Linked DNA regions of Homo sapiens: region 2 is linked to region 1. Evidence: chromatin contacts called from ENCODE Hi-C data. All regions are on one chromosome and are shown on one strand. The core of a region is the stretch at or near the end of the contact, and the rest is flanking DNA. Distances in the headings are between cores, read along the strand shown. Region 1 overlaps CDH13 (cadherin 13). Region 2 overlaps CDH13 (cadherin 13).

Evidence for each region. Hi-C counts contacts between places; a loop is a spot of excess contacts on that map. Pooled maps may share reads with other maps.
Region 2: a loop to region 1 is called in a map of endothelial cell of umbilical vein, with 6 times the contacts of the local background. The contact joins two enhancer-like sites. A Hi-C loop is called at or near these places in 2 of 168 maps with a recorded cell type or tissue (MCF 10A and endothelial cell of umbilical vein), 1 of 37 single-sample maps with no recorded cell type and 2 of 50 pooled maps.

Annotation. Positions count from the first base shown.
Region 1 is chr16:82,942,279-82,947,884 of GRCh38, forward strand. The region is part of intron 2 of CDH13 (cadherin 13); the gene reads left to right. Among named protein-coding and RNA genes, the nearest start is that of MIR8058, 260 kb to the left of the region's middle. Within about 2 kb of position 3,638, at least 2 of the 41 ENCODE cell types and tissues checked have a DNase peak (open chromatin) inside an H3K27ac peak, as active enhancers do; they include endothelial cell of umbilical vein, where a contact is called at or near this core.
Region 2 is chr16:82,993,039-82,998,460 of GRCh38, forward strand. All of the region lies in intron 2 of CDH13 (cadherin 13), which reads left to right. Among named protein-coding and RNA genes, the nearest start is that of MIR8058, 310 kb to the left of the region's middle. Within about 2 kb of position 3,304, at least 5 of the 41 ENCODE cell types and tissues checked have a DNase peak (open chromatin) inside an H3K27ac peak, as active enhancers do; they include endothelial cell of umbilical vein, where a contact is called at or near this core.

The DNA.
Region 1 (5,606 bases), core at 2,388-4,887:
CCCTTTCCGTCACTGAATTGCAGCCATAAATCAAATAACCAATATGTGTGATCTATTTCCGCACTGTCTTTCCCTGGTCTTTATATTTAACCTTGTGCCAATATGAGGGTGGTAAATTTTAATCATCTTCCTTTTTATGTAGGCATTTAAAACTATCCTGTTATAAGTGCTCTGGTAATAGAAATACAGACTATAACACACGCCAGAGGATTTGACCTAAGGGAAGAGGGTCAGAGTTGGCTTTCTGAGCGGATGTGCCATTTAGGTGGAGAAGTACTTTGTGCGTCTGCATTCTAGGGCATGCCCTGCTTGGCAGTTTTCTCATTTTATGATGGGTCCTGTGATGTGGCCAATGTGAACCATGCTGTATGTGCACTGGCCTGGAATAGATAACAACAATAAAAGAAGGAAGATGCCCAAGAAGAAGTCAAATAACCTCATTGTAAAGATGTGAAATTGAGGTTTAAAGAGAACATGTGATATGCCCAAGGTCACAGAGTTGATGAGTTACAATGCTGGGATTGGAACTCAGGTTTCCCAATAGATCCACCCTCTTCCCATGACCCTGCATTGCCTGTAGGTACAAATGCTCAAAGTTGCTGAGCTATAATGTGGTGATGCTTGGACTCGTACTCAGTTCTGTTTAACTTCAGAGTCTGTGCTCTACCCCGTATCCTTGATTACCTCCTTGGAAAAGCTGAATTTATTTGTATGCCTAACTAAGAATGAGCTAATTGATTCCCATTTTAATATGACAGCTCTGCCTTAGCACTATCAATATGTGTCCAAAAAATCTTATGGTGCATGACTAATTGCACTTTGGAATCGTATACATTTAATTATATATTTGATTTGAGAGTTTAGCATTTACAATTATTGTCATCTCCCACTTACTGAGCTTCCATTCTTCCATTCTGATTGTCTCTGTTACAGACTTTTTTTCTCATGCATAGAGAAGAAATAAAGGCACAATTTCCTTTTTCCATATTTATGTGTTATATATTCCTTTAGCATCATGAGCCACATATGATAGTATTGCTAGATCAGTTCTCATAATGTACCCTTTGCAGGATAGACTGTGAAAATCTAATTTTGGCAAAATGACTGAAATCCCAGTGAATGATTTTTTCTTTTCTTATATAAACCTAAGCATCCAATAGTGAAAGTTTATATGACTCAAATGGAAGAAGAATTCATGACAAAAGGTGTGATTATTCGCATAAGACCCTGAAATTCCTTTCTGGGTGAAATAGGCCCTTTCTTCCTTCCATAAGAGGCTCTGACTGATGAGTTGGCTTTTATTAGGCAATGTATGTCTGATGCAATATCTGTGGATAAAACCACCAGCCCCTATCAAGTCAATCAAATATTTACTGAGCACTTATTATGTCCAAGACACTTTGGAGAACAAAGAAATATAACCTGGCCTTGCCCTTCAGGCTGTATCAATTGAGATAGAATTTGGACTGCTGCAATCAATTACACAGATGTCTCTCAAGGTAGTGTCTTGATGCTTGAGGGAAACAAGACAAAATGCTATTAATAATGACTTAGTTTTCTTTGTCAAGCAATCGGCTTGCCACATCATTGAGGTAACTTCACATTTTCTTGCATCTTTTACAATTAGCAGCTTCAGCTGACTCTGCAACCTGTTGAGAAAGAGGGCCCAGGCAATGTTGTCCTTGGCATCTTATTCAGGTCTGGCTTCCACTGCAGTGAATGCACTCAGATAGCCCTTTATCAGCTGAGTCCCCTTGAGATTAAGTATTTAATGTCTCTTGATCTCCAGCCTTAGGAAATAACCCAATTCATTACTCAGCCATTATGTAATTCATTACTGTCATTAGAGATCAGGAGAATCGTCTTAGGAGAACTGAGAATACAAGGCAAACCACACCTTTCTTTGTCCAGCATGATTAACGGACTGTGGAAGGGCCCTAATTTGGAGTTCCATTCATGGGATTTGGTTTTATGACATCCTCCAGTCCCAGGCTTCTGGTATGACTTGCAGAGGCATTGGTTAACCTGGTGGAAAATGGATTACTACTCAACGTGTTTACCGATACTGTGTGTCTGTAGTGGGCTTTGGTGGACTCCTTTATGGGATTGTTGATCTCTCAACAGAACAGAGAAGTTGGTCAGGAAGGTTATTAAGGGAGAATGCATAAGGGAGCTGCTTTTTCTAGACTGGAGTGAGGGTCATGGATTGCTTCCCAGGGAACATTTGGCAATGTCTGGAGATAATTTTTTGTTGTGACAGTGTGGACCAGGAGTGGGAGGAGAACATGACTAGCATCTAGTGGGTGAAGGCCAGGGGTGGTGTTAACATCCTACAATATACAGGACTGCCTATCATAGCAGAATTATCTGGCCCAAAATTTCAGCAGTACCACTGTTGAGAAACCCTGGGTACCTGCCCATTACTGCTCCCTTCTAAAACAACACATATTTCTTCATAGGCCCTTGTGAATTTATTTGTTTTATTTGATGAGAGAGAGAAAGAGAGAGAGAGAGACAGACAGAGACTGATACATTTGTACCTATCTATCTATTTACAACTTCTCCATTCCCTACTTCATTTCACAAGGTATTAGGTAAAGCAGGTATATAAATAACACTCAATAAAGTAGTTAAGAGAAATTTTAAAAAAATACACAGGGGGAAATACAAATTAAAGTAGGCAGTAGCAACTGTAGAAAATATATTATACTGGTAATCTGACAGTCTGACTTATAATTGCTGTCATTTTCTTTGAGCTTCCTGAGAGCCAAAACAAAAATAGAAACAGTCATTATACTTTTTGTTATCCATGAGGAGAAAACAGTGTAGAGAAAGCTTTTAATAACACAAAGACATTTCTCAAGTAGAACTTAATGTAAATAAGTGTTGGCAAAGGACAAGATAGTAAATATTTTCAACTTTGTGGGCCATGAAGTTTCTGTGGCAGTCACTCAACTGTGCCCGTGTAGTCCCCAAAGTGTCCACAGACAATATGGAAACAAATGGGTGTGACTGTGTTCTAATAAAACTTAATACAAAAAAACAAAGGGTCAGATTTGGCTCTTGGACCATAGTTGGTCAAGCCTCAGTGTAGGTCTTCAGAAACACTCCTGGATCAAGTACGAAATGGATATTAAGATGATGTTTCCTAGGCCACTGACTGAAACCGAGAGCTTTCCCTTACAGGGTGCTAAACGACTTTCTGCACCATCGGTAGTTTCTACGAGGATGGAAGAACAATAACAATAATAACAAAATATCTTCTTAGGGCATTTACTGTGGTGCATATCAAGGATTTTGTGTTTTTTTTCTTCGCGGTTGTTTAGTTTTGCTTTGGGTGACACCCCTTCTCATTTGCTGTGAAGATACCGCAGGATGATAAACTCCCTCTTCTATACTAAGTCCCATCTGCAAGGAAAGGAAACTTCACTCTGCTCCTTCCATCTTGCTGAATATTTAAAGGGTATTGACACAAGGCGTTTTGATAGGCCAAAAGTATTATTATCCTAAAAAATATTTCCTGTGATTTAGGCACATGGAGAGGCACCGTGTTAGAGAGTCAAGATAAAATACCTACCTAAAGACTCTTCCTCTGAGTCATTTCCTAGGGACACTCTCAGTTCCTTTGGTGGCCACAGTTTGGCTGTCATTTCCTCTGTGAATTCTTCTACGACTCTTTGGAGGAAGGATGTGGTCTTCACCTTTGTCCTTCCGTATGTTTTGTAATTCTGAATTTTATAGCACTTCTCCTGGCGTCTTATAACTTTATATTTCTCTTTCCCCTGATCAACTGAGCTTCTTGAGGGGACAGTATAAGTCTTTCTGATCTTTTGCCCTCCCCTGTGTCTTTTGCAACATGTAGAACATACTAGATTTCCATAACTATTTGTTGATTAAATTAATGACTAGATGGATGGATGGATGGATGGATACATGGATGAATGGAGGGAGGGAGGGAGGAAGAGAGGGATGGATAAATGGATGTGGGAGGGAAGGGTGGAAGGATGGAATAATGGAAAGAAGAACATCAGCAGCTTCTCAAAAATGTAAGTTCTAACATAAGTAGTAATATTACTTATGAAATATTTTATTGATAGTCAAGCACCCTGATTAAACTTGTCCTATTTCATCATATAAAATTAAGCTTAATCTTCATTTAGGCCAGGTGTGGTGGCTGATGCCTGTAATCCCAGCACTTTGTGAGGCCAAGGCAGGCAGATCACTTGAGGCCAGGGAGTTCAAGACCAGCCTGGCCAAGATGGCAAAACCTCATCTCTACTAAAAGTACAAAAATTAGCCTGGCGTGGTGGCCTGTGCCTGTAATCCCAGCTGCTTAGGAGGCTGAGGCGTGAAAATTGCTTGAAACCAGGAGGTGGAGGTTGCAGTGAGCCAAGATCACACCACTGCACTCCAGCGTGGGTGACAGAATGAAACTCTGTCTCAAAAAAAAGAAAGAAAAAACATACTCATTCAGTAACAAAACAAAATCTCAAGGCAACATATCTGATTTATGGTTCACTAACATAAATACATATGCCTAGAAATTCACTGAACGTCAAAATGATTTATACATACAATCACTAGAGTGAAGTTGAAAGTGTTTTAAGCAGAATCTGCATTTAAAATGCATATATATTTATTAGAAAGGATGCCATAACAGATTGGATACATACAATCAAATTGTTGCTAATAACACTAGGCCAAAGTCTTTATAAGTGCGCACGCCTGTGTGTGTGTGTGTGTGTGTGTGTGTGTGTGTGTGTGTGTGTGATGTTGTAAGAAAGTTTAAGGCTATCTCCCTTCCTTATTCCTCTCTCTGATTACTGTCAATGCTAGCTAGTTGATGTCAGTAATGACAAGTTTGTATTTTAATTTTTAAGCTTGAGTGATCCATCACACCTCAACCAGAGTAGGTGGTTATTCCTACTACCTGCTTGGATGTCAAATGCATCAGTTGGCAATTTGTATTTCTTCAGCTTTCTCTCCCTCCTATTTTCTGTGTTTATTCTGTCTATCTACTTATTTCTTACACAAGAGTGACCAAGAGTGTGTACCCAGGAGGTGACGGTCAAGAGTATAACGTTTCAGAATTAAAAAATATTATAGTTGCAAACTGGATATTTTGGATAATACTGGAAAAACGGAAATATTAGATCATGAAATCAGATATTATCCATACTTCTGTGTTAACTACGATAATTATCTTAATTTGATGTTTCGGTTTTTCCATTTGCTTATTGTATGTAATTTTGACACATCTGCCTTAATTAATAAGAATGGTACAAAATTAAGTAAATTTTACAAAAAGACATTTTAAAAGAACTCTTTATTCAAGGAGGAAACTTAACAAATTTAATTTTCTTTGATATAAAATATCAAAAGCCATAACTAGATATTTTATTCAAATATTAAGCTTGCAAGTTTGGGAGTAGGGGTGGGAATCCCACTACAGTCAAATTATTTTGATGTTACTTTCCAGGCTTAGAGTTTATCTTCCATATTTCCAATGAGAATCAGTTCCTCAAGTGGAATTTTATGATAAACTGCTGAAAGTAGTATTTAAAATGGAAACCCTGACAAGAATGAGTGTCACAGGGAGTAATGAA
Region 2 (5,422 bases), core at 2,054-4,553, 50 kb after region 1:
ATTTTGTTTGTTTGTTTCCTCAAGACTTACCAGGCCCTATCTTCTGATTCCACCTTTGATCTTAGGTAGGTTAATTCAGTTAATATATTACTAATAACTGTCTACACTCTTTCTGCCCTCGATATCTGTTTCCTTCTGCTAACATTTTATGACTATTCTTTGTGGGTTAATTTCACATTTTATCTCCCAAAGGCAGCCCAAGTTCCCTCCTTTCCAGATGTCTTGGGCTCTCCCACCGTAGAGCATTGGTGCTGCCTATACTGTTGTTCTTGATTTCAGAGAACGTTCTACATCATACAGATGCTTACGCTTATTAAACTACTGATTTAAGTTGTTGCAGGTTTTGAGTTACCACTGGCTTTTGACTCAGTTGAAAAAAAACAAAGAATGGTCCAGGGTGAGAGAGGTGTGTAAATTGACTCCGTGAGGACTCTAGGAACTGATCTTTGACTTCCTCGCCAGCCTCTTTGCCAAGCCCAAATTCATCATCATTGTGAAGTAGCATTGGGCCATGTTTAAGAAGTTTTCTATAAGAATTTATTTTGGATTAATAGCAAATAATTGCAGCTGAGTCAGCATTAAAGACATGTTATATCAGACTGTGTCTGCTAGTTCAGAGGATGCTGCTTCTCGGATGGGACTTAGCTGAACACGTGTTACACCTCTGGGGAAGTGTCTACAGCATTGTACCAAAAAACACAGAAAACAGGCCACTGAAACAAACACCAGCAGACATAGCATTGGCAGGATCTAACAAGCAGGTTTTCCTGAAACGTCATTTTGACAGGGTTATAGTCAGGTGGAATCTCTTAACTGCAGTGGTCACCTGGTGCTTCGTTCTTTGGTGCACAGAGAGGGGGCTGCAGAGGATTAACATGGAAGAAGCAAGCACTCCCCCTCCGTTGTTACCCCTCCCTGCAAGATCCTGAAGCCCTGATTCTTTCCCCATCATTATATCCCTTTTCAGGAACGGAAATGTCTTCTGCAGAGCCAGCCCATTCCCTCTGGTGCTGGTCTCAGGGGAAGTACAGCATCTGGCTCCCACCCTCCATCTAATTACCCATCTGTTTGTGGGGAGGGAAGGGATGTTCTATTCCCCTTCTCTTCCCAAACATTTTAATGTGCTGATGCATGAAGACGACAGCAGCTGCACCTCAGAACCCATCCTTTGTGCATCACACTCACTGGCTTAGCTTTTCTGTTCAGTTCTTGGATGGGCCTCTTTATAGCTAGAGACCCACGTCTCTAACTCCTCCTCATCCTGACTTAGTACAACCCTGGCCCTTGCATTAGACTGCTCCAGATTCCATGTTGCTCTCTGATTCAGCATCATCAAGCCTCAGCGGGGTGCCTGAGACCCCCTACCTTTAGGGAGGGGCAGGGATTTCCCTGCTCTGCTCTTGGCCTAGGGCTTCTATCAGCTCCAGCAAAGAGACCATGGAGAGCGTAGCCTTTCATCGTAATCTCCCAACCTTTACTCAGCTAATGGCCCCTTTGGTTATTTCTCTCTCACTCTGGAAGCCATGTTTAGAAAGAGCTGATATACTGAACAAATTGCACTTAATAAATATTCACTTATTTTCCCTCTTTTTAAAAATTAATCAAGTTCTTTGTAAGGAAGAAAAACGTATTAGTCTTTGACAAATGAAACTACCAATCTCCATTGATACCTACGTTGATAGTATTCAAGCCCCAAACAAACACTTCTTAGCTGGCTCAGATGATCTGGTTAAGGGGAACTTTGTCAGTTTAGTTCAGCTTTGTGAAATACTGAAGGATTTCAGACCACTATTAATACCTGAGTAAAGTGGTTAAGAGAATAACTTTGGACATAGAGACAGATGGGTTTCATTTGGCCACATACTAGCTACATGACCTCGGGCAAGTTTCTGAACTTGATGCGGCTCCATTTCTTCATGGGTAAAATTGGGGTAATTATACTATTGATCCTGTAGGATTATCCTGAAGATAGAATGCATAATGTTTACAAAGCACTTGGTACAAAGAGGCATAAAGCAAGAAGTGAGTAAATGTTAACTGCTGCTATCTTTATTCCCGTCATTTTAATCATCACTATCAATTATCATCACAACCCAAGTGGCTCAGGGATGGAGAGACCCCAACTAGGACCCTCTCTCCATTCTAGGGGAAACATTTATTCAACTCAACTGTGGCCAGAACTCATAGTGAATCTCGCTATAGTCATCCTCCGTTTTGCAACAGCAGATTTTGCTGGGCTCGTGGTCACTCAGCTAAAGACTACTTTCTCCAGCCACCTTGCATCTAGGTATGACCATGGAACTGGGTGATGGCCACTAAGACATGAGTGAGCGTGATGTTAGCACATTAATCCATGCCTTTGAAAGGCAAGAAGTCTATTTTCCCTTCCTGTTTTTCCCTTCTTCAGCTGAAACGCAAACGTGGTGGTGAATCATCTTGAATTAAGCTGAAAAGGGTAACATGGAAGAGATGGCATGGCAACAGGATGCATCCCCAATACCATCAAGCCACCATTCCAATTCTGGACTGCCAACCTAGACTCTTAAATAAGGGAGAAAAAAAGTCCTTTTTGCTTTAAACTACTGAATCTGATATCACCTATTATAACACCATGGTGTATCGTAAAAACACACCAAACAACTATTTTCAAAATAGATGTGATACTTCTCCCCAGTTATACAACTTCTGGAAGCAGGAAGCCACTGCATTCCCCCACCCAGCTTGTCATGGTTTACTTCTGATTGGATATAACTAGATGATAACAGGGATCACGCTGCATCCATTGAGGAGAAAGATGATTCAACCCTCTCGCGGGCTGCTGGGGAATCGATATCGTTTAATTATGAGAAAGTAAACTGTGTTTACATTTTACACAGTGGCAAGAGGAAGGTCAAATCACAATCCTCATACCCTTTATCAAAACCATGCATCGCTGTTTGTCAAGTGAGATTCAAAATGGGATGAACTTGGAGAGTTGCCATCTTCCTGTTTTCTCCCTTGTTTGTTCATATGGCTGTGCTTTACAAGATTAAAAGGCTTACCGGGCAAAAGCATAGCAGAAGGAAGTAAAACCTTCGGGCAGATGAAATAATTCTTCCATTTTAGGAAAAAAAGGCAATTAGTTATTTGAGGTTTTCTGGGTGGGGCAGTGAGTAGAAGGTCATTATGTTCCTTTCCTGTTGTATATCGAAAATCAGTTGAGAAGTAATGAAAATGGTAAGAAAAAGAAAAAAAAAGAGTAAACCCTCTTCCTCTCCCAGTGGCCTCTACCCCATGACTCATCAGCTTCCTGAACTGGAACAACACTGAGCTTTATGACTACAGAAATGTCAGCTCTGAGCACAGTGCATACTTCTTTGTGTGAAGATCTTAGGCGGTTGTGCAAAAGCCAGCCCAGGACCCAGCATGGTCCTGCTTTATCTCTCTGCCGGGCTAGTCTCCATGTTCATTAGAAATGTGTGATTTCTTGACAAGCACTCTTTGGATTTGCTGCAGAGTCAGGTGATACATTGAAATCAGCAAAAACATTAATGATAGCAACAACAAAAACGACCTTGTTTAAGTTTTACGCCTTATAAGGGGGCAATGTTAGCCTTGTAATAAAAATGAGGTAACTGCAACTTGGAAATATTAGGAAATTTATTTAGGATATCTTAGAAAATCATAATGAGAGTGATGATGATGATGATGGTAGTGATGATGATTATGGTAATGATAACTATAGTGATGGTGATGACGATGGTGATGGTGGGGGTAATGGTGATGGTGATGGTGGTGATGATGATAGTGATGGTGATGGTGGTGATAGTAATGATTACGGTGGTGGTGATGATGATTCTAGTGATGGTGATGCTGATGGCGGTGATGGTGATGTTGATTATTATGGTAATGATAATTACGATGGTGTTGTTGATGATGGTGGTGGTGGTGGTAATGATGATGGTGATGGTGGTGATGATGATGATAGTGATGGTGATGGTGATGATGGTGATGGTGGTGATGATGATGATGATGATAGTGATGGTGATGGTGGTGATGGTAATGACGGTGGTGATGATGGTGATGGTAGTGGTGGTGATGCTGATGGTGGTGATGGTGGTGATGATGGTGATGATGGTGATGATAGTGATGGTGATGATGGTGGTGATGTTGATGGTAGTGATGATGATAATGATGGTAATGGGTGGTAAAGATGATAATGCCTTACTCTAGGCTAGATATTGTGCTAAATATTTCACTGACAAGCAAATGTGTAAACTCACAGTGCTCAGTATTGTGATTGACCCTAATACGTTTTCACTAATTGTTGGCTTCAGGGCTAGGACTAGAGTGAGGTGAATGAGGTACTCTCTTTGGGTCCAAATTTAAAGGGATACGAAAAATCTCAGTAATTAAAGTAAATAATATTTAATGCAATATTTTATAAAAATAAAAATTAGTGCAAAAATCCATGGTAAACAAAATGTCAACATTTTAAATAAAGGTTCTGTACATGCACAATATATTCTATTTACCTTCCCCTAATCCCACCCAGTTGTCTCAGCTAATGGCAATCTTATTTTATACTTGATGAAACAAGCCTGAGCCCAGGTTGTTCTTATCCCTGTTCTATAGGTGAAAATACTGGGCACAAGAGATTTTTCCACAATCACATAGCTAATATATGGAAAAGCTGGGATTTGAGCTCAGCTATATCTAACATAGAAGTTCAGCAGTCTATCTGGCTTCTAAGGTAAGTTTCTGTCACAACATTAAATATTCAGTATCATTTTCTGGGCTATTTTTAAATGGTAGGGAGTCAAAGAGATTAACTACCAGTTGCAGCTCTTATCAGGCCAACAATATCAGCTAAGGTGAATCTGATACTAGTAGAACTCTAAGAATGTGCATTTATTAAGTCACTCATATAAATAATATATTTAACCTACTTAGAAACTCTGTATAGAAGATATCAGTGTTGTATTTCATAAATAGAGAAAGAGAATCTCAGAGTTGAGCACTCACAGTCATGGTCAATTCATGGCAGAGTTGGTGACCAGCTCAAATTTTCTAGGTTGACATAATCCTGTCCTTTCTATGGCTTCAAAGCCATCCACGTTTGTCTCTTGATCCTGGAACTTTTTATATTTCGTCATACAGACCTTCCTAAGATCCTCACTTTGCTTGTATCATTTTCCCTAGAATAACTATTTTCTAAAACGCATTAATGCATTGATTTTAATAACATCTTGTGTCTTATGTAATTTTAAAAATCAGCATATATTGACTGAAGACATTTTGACAAAAGAGAAAGAAAGAACATAGCAAAAAAGCATTTCCAACTTTCATAAATAAGCAAGAGTATCACTTTCGTGAAGTTCTTTTCTATTTTGTTTTGTCCTGTTTTTTTATAGTGACATGTAACTTTTTCTTTTTCTGGACA